2 separate regions of the Homo sapiens genome follow, and region 2 is linked to region 1. A link is a contact called in ENCODE Hi-C or POLR2A ChIA-PET data. All regions are on one chromosome and are shown on one strand. The core of a region is the stretch at or near the end of the contact, and the rest is flanking DNA. Distances in the headings are between cores, read along the strand shown.

Region 1 (4,325 bases), core at 1,724-4,223:
CATCATTTAAGACACCCCTATCACCATAGCTAAAACATAATAAATACTTAATGAAAGGTCAACAGGGATTAAATTTCAGTTGTGGATACCCCAAACAAACATTAACTCAACACTCCTCTTAAAGAAGAGCCTGCCCAGTGCTGAGTAAAAAAAATGTATTATCTGCAGCAGACATTTGTTATTTGTTGCTGCCTAAAACCTCTTGAATACTCTTTCTACATTTTGATAGTTTCCATTACTTTTCAAGAGTGTCTCATGAATCCTGACTACCCCTAAATAGGATACAAAAAACACTTTATTTTTCCCACCCCTTCCCACACTGCGCTTCAGTTTCTTTCAATCCTGTTGGATCCATGAGAGACTTTCATTTGGAAATGAGTTAAGGAAATGAGGGGGGCATGGAACATGCATTGCGCTGGTGCAGGTGGTGGCAGACATCTGGTTGGTCCCAGGGTCAGTGTGAGGCATCACCCTTAACAGGTCAGTTCTCTACGGTAGTGTTAAGCATTGTTCCTAGAGCATTAGCCCAGAGATTATTCCTCTAGCTCTTCTGAAGATTCTAGGAGTGTTTAATATTCCCTTAACAACACTTCTTACATAAAGCAGGTAGAGTGATAACGTTATCTGCAAATGAGAACACTAACTGATACTGCCTAAGAATTCCCACAGCTCTGGCACTGCACAAGCTTTCATTACAGCTGTATGCATACATTTTATGTATCCCTTGCATACAGCTGTATGTATCCCTATGCCTGTGTCTCATCTTCTTATCAGACTGTTCCCCACAAAGCGAGCAAGGTGCCTTTTAAAAAACTAATGCCAATCCCAGCACTTTGGGAGGCCAGGTGTGTGGATCACCTGAGGTCAGGAGTTCGAGACCAGCCTGGCCAACATGGTGAAACCTCGTCTCTCCTAAAAATACAAAAATTAGCCAGGCATGGTGGCGGGTGCCTGTAATCCCAGCTACTAAAGAGGTACAAGCAGGAGAATTGCTTGAACCCGAGAGGTGGAGGTTGCAGTGAGCCGAGATCACACCACTGCACTCCAGCCTGGACGACAGAGTGAGACTCCATCTCGAAAAAAAAAAAACAAAAACTAATGCTGGAAAAACACCAATTCTCTGTATGACTGAATAAATGGAGACATCACTGACCTGAAAGATCATGTGGGAGAACATAAGAATCTTAAAATGTGAAAGAATTAGGAAATTATCTAGCTCTTACCAAGCACTGGGCAGATGAGAAGTTGAAGACCCGGAAAAGTTAATTTGGCTTGAAATTTTACCCTTATATTTCTAGTTGATATTAAGGATAATATTAATTATTTTTAAGATTCCCTAATTTTATTTTGTTGCTATTATTTGAAAGAATTGAACTGGCTTTGGACATCTATTATTCTTTTCATAGAGACTTTGAGCTTTATGACATTTATTGCAAAGAGCTTCAGCCAGCGATAACATCAAACAGGAACATACTCTGTATTTGTTTTGTAGTGGCTGTACCCCGCTGCTGGCTCAGAGGAAGGTGCAGCCTTCAGAGCGTGGATTCTGGAGCCAGAATGGCTGAATTTGAATTCTGACCCTGGAACTTTCTAGCAATGTAACTATATGCAAGTTATTCTCTTCATACCTCAATTTTCCATCTGATAATTGGGTATAATGATAGTATTTACCTCATAAAGTTGCTGTGAGAATGAAAAGAGTTAATATTTATGAAACATTTAGAACGGTGCATGTTAGTATAAGTCTAACATGAATTTTGTGTTTTTTTAAGATATTAAGCTTGCAGTTAACCAAACTCTCGCATGTCTTTCAAGTATGTGGCTGCCAATTTATTCTCTCCCAATCTCAAGTTGTGCCATTGATTTCATTTTTAGAGCCCAAAGGTAAGACTTTGAGTATCCCTTTGGTGGTGCTGGCTCAGCATCACTTTCATTTTCCTTCACTCTCTGCACCCCACCCACCTACCCACCCACCCATTTCCTGGTGCAGGTGCTAACAAGAGAGTTGGAAACAGAAGGGAAAGAAGTCTGCTGCAAACTAAGCGTGCAGTGTGCAGTCATTGAGATTTGACTGCATCTTAACATTGGCACTCAACCAAATTTAAGTGGCTCTAAGTACTTTTAAATTAGGCATATAGTTAAAATTTGACAAGCACATAAACTTAATAGCTGATTTCCAGGCAAAATTACTACCAAAACTGATTTTAACTGCCAGTAAAATAAGCCCAGGGGGTTGTTATTCAAGGTAGCCCAGTAAAATGAAATAAGGATCAGGACAATGGGAACAGTTGTGAAGATGACAAAACTGTCATGTCTACAGGTGGAACTAAGTGTCTGCCCTGTTAATGGATATAGACACAATTCAGGGAAGCAAGCCATCCAAATGCATCACTTGAATCCTGTTTGGTTGTTCTGACGTAGAAGAAGAAAAGAAAGAGAATCAATTGAGGAAATGTAAGATGCAGAACTACAAAAATAAACTTGCCGTCCCTGACATCTGTGTTTATAAATGCACTATATTAAACAGCAGAGATTTTCCCCATCGTTAGCCAACACCAAGATGGCGTCTTGCAGGCTTTGTTTTTTCTTCACCCCTAATCGTAAGGGCTTTCTTTACTCTCTCTTTGCTTCCAGCTTTTGTCTTATTCTCCCCATAAAGAGTTGGCAGAGCATGGCTGGGCAATTTCAGAAACATGGTTTATAAGTGACTTGCTCTATTATTTTGCTATTAAAAGTGAGTCTGTGCTAACTATTCTTTGATGAAGAAGCAGTCCCTTCCAGCCCCCAGGTGGAGATTTTCCCTATCAATAACGCCAGAACAAGTTTGAATCAAAGAAATGACACATACAGTGGCCAGATGTTTGGAGAATAAGAAAGGGAGCTAAGTTCACACAATTGTTCTGCCTTCTTGCTTTCCGCTGAGGTTCTTTCCTGTGAGCTGTAGGACTCATTAACAGACAGCTCTGCTCTGGGCATGCACACCGACAGCCTCAGCCTAGCCCTTCAGCGAGAGGCTGCTAACAGGCGGCCTTCCTTTTCCTGTGCAGCTGGTGTTTGCAGAAGGACATGATTTGAAAGTTGATTTATTTACCCTGTCTTTGAAAAAAAATGAATGGACATAGATGTCTGTTTGTTAAAACAATTAATAAACTCTAATAATATGATTAGAATTTAACAGAAAAACATCGTTGGCTTGCAGGTGGAAATCCAAGGTCTTCAACTTTTAGGATGTTCATCATGTAGCTGTCTCACTCAGAACAAGATAAGATGACGTGTTTGGTCTTTAAAAACAAAACAGTCAGGAGATCGAGACCATCCCGGCTAAAACGGTGAAACCCCGTCTCTACTAAAAATACAAAAAATTAGCCGGGCGTAGTGGCGGGCGCCTGTAGTCCCAGCTACTTGGGAGGCTGAGGCAGGAGAATGGCGTGAACCCGGGAGGCGGAGCTTGCAGTGAGCCGAGATCCCGCCACTGCACTCCAGCCTGGGCGACAGAGCGAGACTCCGTCTCAAAAAAAAAAAAAAAAAACAAAACAAAACAAAAAAACAGCTGATCAGTTCTTGTTTTTTACTCTACAGCCTTTGAGTCATGAATGAAGAAAATCACTTTCACTTGTGGGAGCCAGTGGGCTCCAGTTCGTGTTGTCTCTGTTGTCCGTGGAGACTTTGAAGATGTTTATATGCACCTCAACTATCAAGAGGAAGAGAACATGCCAGAAAGGGCCTCTTCCTCTTGGGCTAGCTCCTCCTCTCAAGTCCCTTCAAAAAGTCAGTGTGTCTGAGACACAATAGACACAGCTTAAATAAAGTGAAGAGGGATAGGCCGTAGAAGAAGTAGTTTCTGTCTTTAAAAAATGTATTCATTATTTTGGGGAATAATATAAACCTGAACACCAATTTAAAAAACTTTAAAGGACTATTCAGTGAAAAATCATTCTCTCTCCCACCCTCACTCCCCATCAGCCACCATGTTCCCAAACCAGAGGCAACTGCCATTATATTTCTAGAGTATTCTTCCAGAGACATCCTATGTAGATATAAACATTCATACATACACATATATATGCTTTTAAAATATGCAAATGATGTACAATACACATTGTTCTGCACTTTGCTTTTTTTTTTTCATTTAACAATACATCAGACAAAGATGTTTTTTCTGCTCAAAGTGCCATCAAGAGAGAAAAGTCATTCTTCAGTTCAATGATCTGCATCTGTTTCTGGCTTATTGTATTGACAACAAACAAAATGCAAGTCAAATTCTATTGCAGCCATAGGTAATCTCGGCCTGGAGAAATGTGAATCCTCTTTAAAACCTTACAACT
Region 2 (4,675 bases), core at 23-2,522, 160 kb before region 1:
TTTTTGGAGGAACTCCTGCCTCGTCCGTACATGGTGAAACCCCCAACAGCAGCATTTTTAATTTCCAGATTCTCAGCAGACACAATGCACAGACTGTAGAAAACACCTGCTCATCCGGACCGCTCAGCTCACAGGCTCCTTCCTCAGGGGAGCATCTGATGCTCCAGGCAAGGCAGACCCTCTTCTTATACTCTTGTGACCTCTTAGACTTTTCTTTTGTAGCACTTACTCCAGACTCTAATCATATTTATGTTGTGATTGTTTATGCAATGGTTTTCTTCCTAACTAGGCTCTGAGTTCCATGAGAGTTGCAATGTCTGCATCCCTTACCCTTGTTGATATACTGCACTGTGCCCGGTACCTAAGTAATTGCTCAATAAATATTTGTTAAATGAATGATTATAATAGTATGCATATATGCATATATAGTATGATAATATATATAAATATGTGTAAAACAGTATATATACACATGCTATATTAATAGCACATCATGTAATATTGTATGTCTACACACACATACATTCAGTATTTACTCAGTTTTTCTGTATAAGTACCGCGCGCTAACCGATTGCGCCACTGGAGCTCTAGTATTTACTCAGTTTTTCTGAGGCTTATTTACTCATTGGTGAAGTGAAAGTGAATGTAAGGCTCTTTGCAAACCCCAAAGTGCTAGACCAGTAGGAAAGATCAGAATAGCCTTTCATATTAAACACTATGAAGCCAGGAGCTGTGGCTCCCAACTGCAATCCCAGCACTTTAGGAGGCTGAAGTGGAAGGATCACTTTAGCCCAAGAGTTTGAGACCAGCCAGGGCAACACAGGGAGATACCATCTCTACAAAAAAAAATTTTTTTAATTAGCCAGGCATGTGGTGCTTGCCTGTGGTCAAGTAGCCTCAGCTACTCTGGAGGCTGACGCATGAGGAACACTTGAGCCCAGGAGGTTGAGGCTGCAGTGAGCTGTGATTGTGCCACTGCACTCCAGTCTGGGTGACACAGTGAGACCTTGTCTTCAACGAACAAACAAACAAGCAAAAAACACTATGGTAGAGACCCCAGTAAATGCCTTCCATGCTTATAAAATACATTTAAGTATCTCTCAATCAAGTTTTCAGTATTCTCAAGTCAGTCTTTCATTCTAAATTTAGAGTCATTTCCAAATATAGTGCATTTCCTGTCCCATTCCTTCCCTGAAAGACAGCCGTGTCCAACTAGAAGTGGGCCTGACGCCTCTTATTAGCCCGGTTGCATTTCTGTCTCGCTCTTGGCTGCAGTGTGTGAGCTGATGGGCCCCACGTGACTGTGTTCACGTCCAAGCTTAGTAGAATGAATTTTTCCAGCATGATTTGCAAGTCACGCTATCACATGCCTCCTGAGTCCAGCTGTGCCGCAGCTGCCGCCTCCCCTGCATCCGCTCATCTTGCACTTGGATCAAAAGCACGAGCACATTTGCCTGAACCGATCTGGTCTCGGCCCAGCTGTTTGTTCCCCATTGTCATCAGGATGTTTACAGACCTGCTGTTCTTGCTGTACTTGTTTCATGATCACACTTGGGTCTGCAGAGCATTTTAACACATGGCTGTGGCCGAAGCTGGCAATTTGACTAGCTTTTCTTGGTCACTGAGACTTCTCTAAGGCATTTCCTTCAAACCTTCCTAACTATGTGTATGCTTGCACATTTCCACAGAGGCAACAAGAAAAGGAACCAGGGCTATAAATCCTGTTAAAGATGGGCCATGAGTGTCCTTCTGGCCTACTAATTTTATCACGATTAGTTTCTAACTGGACAAGAGAGCACTTCCAGTCTGAGACAAAGCCAGATTAAAGGAAGAAATCTATTCTTCTTACTCTAATTTGGTAAGTTGGGAAAATATAGTTTACCTTCTTAGGAAGTTGTCTTGACTGCTCCTAAAGTGTGCTGATACCTGTCACATGACAGCAGGTATTTTCTTGGCAAGAATTGTGCTGGAATAGCAGTTGGCAGTGATTGTGGTGAGGGCGTGGAAAGGTGTCTAGTGGGTCCAAGTGAGGTTCTAGGTCTAGCTGACCCCTAACTATGAGAAGAACATGAGTGAGTCATTCATTCTCTCTGGGATTCAATGTCCTCCCATTAATAACAGGCACCACTTATTATCATATTAAAACCTGTACTTAAAAATCTGTTTTCTAGACTCACCCCAAAGATCCTGATTCAGTAGGCTGAGGAGGTGCCTGAATGTCCCTATATTTTGATGTATCACAGTGCATGGTCAGCAATTCACTGTCTCCCCTGCAACTACAGTGAGCCATCTGACCTAGGATATTTTATACTTTTAATCAAATGCTCTTTCATGATAAATAACATGGCTCTGATTTCCCAATAGCTCAAGCGTTAAGAGAAAGACAGTTCTGCAATGCAAAGCATCCTAGGCTCATCTCTGTGGGCTGAGGCCACAGAGCTGCACTGTCTACTACAGTGGCCATGACCACATGTGGCAACTGAGTACTAGAAATATAGGTGTCTCGAACTGGGATGTGTTGTTAGTATAAAATATGCAACAGTTTCCAAAGGTTTAGTATGAAAAAAGGACTGTGAAAATACTTAATAATTTTTATGTTGATTACATGCTGAAATGATATTTTTAAATATATGACAGGTTAAATAATATATAGTACTGAAGTTAATTTGATTTGTTTTTTAATAGTTTTATTGAGATATAATTGATATATTAAAACTATGTACGTTTAATGCATATAATTTGAAGAGTTTGGACATATGCATACACCTATAAAACTATCACCACAATCAAGGTAATAGACATCTCCATCACCTTTAAAAGTTTCCCTGTGTCCTCCCTCCACTGTTTTTTTCCTTTTTCTTTGTTTTGTGTTGTTTGTTTTTGGCAAGAGTGCTTAACATGAGATCTAACCTCATAACAAATGTTTAAGGGCATAATACAGTACCATTCACTATGGGTGCTATGCTGTACAGCAGATCTCTAGAAGTTATTTCTCCTGCATAACCAAAACTTTATATCAACTGAACAAGTCCCAACCTACTCCCCCCAGCTCAGCTCCTGGTAGTCACTTCTATTTTCTGCTTGTGTGAGTCTGACTATTTTAGGTACCTCATAGAAGTGGAATCATGCAGTATTTGTCTTCTGTGACTGGCTCATTTCACTTAGCATAATGTCCTCCGGGTTCATCCATGTTGTCTCAAGTGACAGGATTTTCTTCTTTTTAAAGGCTGAATAATATTCCATTGTATATATATACCATATTTTTTTATCCATTCATCTGCCAGTGAACATTTTGGTTGCTTCCATGTCTTGGCTATTGCTAATACTGCTGCAATGGACATGGGAGTACAGATATCCCTGCAAGATTCTAATTTCAATTCTTTTGGGATATACCCAGTAGTGGAATTGCTGGAACATATGGTAGTTCTATTTTTTATTTTTTGAGGAAACTTTATACTGTTTTCTATATTGGCTGCACTGTTTTACATTCCCACTAACAGTATATAAAAATTCCAATTTCTCCACAGTCTCACCAACATTTTAATCTTTTTTGTCTGATTTATTTATTTATTTTTGAGACAAGGTCTTGCTCTGTCACCCAGGCTGGTGTGTAGTGGTGTGATCATAGTTCACTGCAGCCTCGAACTCCTGGACTCAAGCGATCCTCCCACCTCAGCCTTCCAAGTAGCTGAGATTTTACGGGCACACCACCATGCCCAGCTAATTTTTTAATTTTTTGAAGAGACGGGGTCTTACTGTTTCGCTCAGGCTGGTCTTGAGCTTCTGGCCTCAAGTGATCCTCCTGCCTTGGCCTCTCACAGTACTGGCATTACACATGTGAGCCACTACTCCCAGCCTTGTTTTGTTTTTGACAATAACCATATCAATGGGTGTGAGGTGATATCTCACTGTGGCTTTGATTCACATTTCCCTGATGATTAGTGATGTTGAGCATCTTTTCATACACCTGTTGGCCATTTGTAAGTCTTCTTTGGAGAAATTTCTATTCAAGTCCTTTGCCTGTTTGCCTGTTTTTAAATCAGATTATTTGGTTTTTTGCTACTAAGTCGTAGGAACTTATTTATTTTGGATGTTAATCCCTTATCAATATATATATAGAAAATACTTTCTCCCTTTCTGTAGGCTGCCTTTTCATTCTGTTAATTGTTTCCTTTGTTGTACAGAAGCTTTTTAGTTTCATGTAGTCACATTGTACAATTTTGCTTTTGTTGTTTGTACTTTGGTATCATATCTAAGAAATTATTAGCAAGCCCAGTGTACTAAAGCTTTTCCTCTCTCTAGGAGTTTTATGGTTTCAGGTCTTACGTTTGAGTCTTTAATCAATTTTGAATTAATTTTTATGCATACAGTAAGATAAAGATTTAATTTCATTATTTTGTATGTGGATATCCTGTTTTCCCAACAACATTTGTTGAAGATACTGTCCATTCCCTCTTATATATTCTTGACACCCTTGTCAAAGCTCAGTTGAATGTATACCTGTGAGTTTATTTCTGAGCTTTCTATTCTGTTCCATTGGTGTGTATGTCTGTCTTTATGCTAGTACCATGTTTTAACAACTGTAGCTTTGTAATATATTTTGAGGTCAGGAGGATCATTTGTTTCTTTTTACTTTTTTTCTTTAGTGTGGCTACTGGAAAACTGAAAACTACGT

The links. Hi-C counts contacts between places; a loop is a spot of excess contacts on that map. ChIA-PET counts read pairs that join two places held with the same protein, here RNA polymerase II (POLR2A). Pooled maps may share reads with other maps.
Region 2: a loop to region 1 is called in a map of heart left ventricle, with 2.7 times the contacts of the local background. The contact joins two enhancer-like sites. A Hi-C loop is called at or near these places in 6 of 168 maps with a recorded cell type or tissue (IMR-90, Right ventricle myocardium inferior and heart left ventricle) and 3 of 50 pooled maps. POLR2A ChIA-PET finds 5 or more read pairs at or near these places in 1 of 52 experiments (T-cell).

The regions. Positions count from the first base shown.
Region 1 is chr4:54,939,223-54,943,547 of GRCh38, forward strand. No RefSeq gene overlaps it. Among named protein-coding and RNA genes, the nearest start is that of LINC02358, 96 kb to the left of the region's middle. Within about 2 kb of position 2,974, at least 9 of the 41 ENCODE cell types and tissues checked have a DNase peak (open chromatin) inside an H3K27ac peak, as active enhancers do.
Region 2 is chr4:54,782,984-54,787,658 of GRCh38, forward strand. All of the region lies in intron 2 of LOC105377657 (a long non-coding RNA gene), which reads left to right. Among named protein-coding and RNA genes, the nearest start is that of LINC02358, 60 kb to the right of the region's middle. Within about 2 kb of position 1,273, at least 12 of the 41 ENCODE cell types and tissues checked have a DNase peak (open chromatin) inside an H3K27ac peak, as active enhancers do.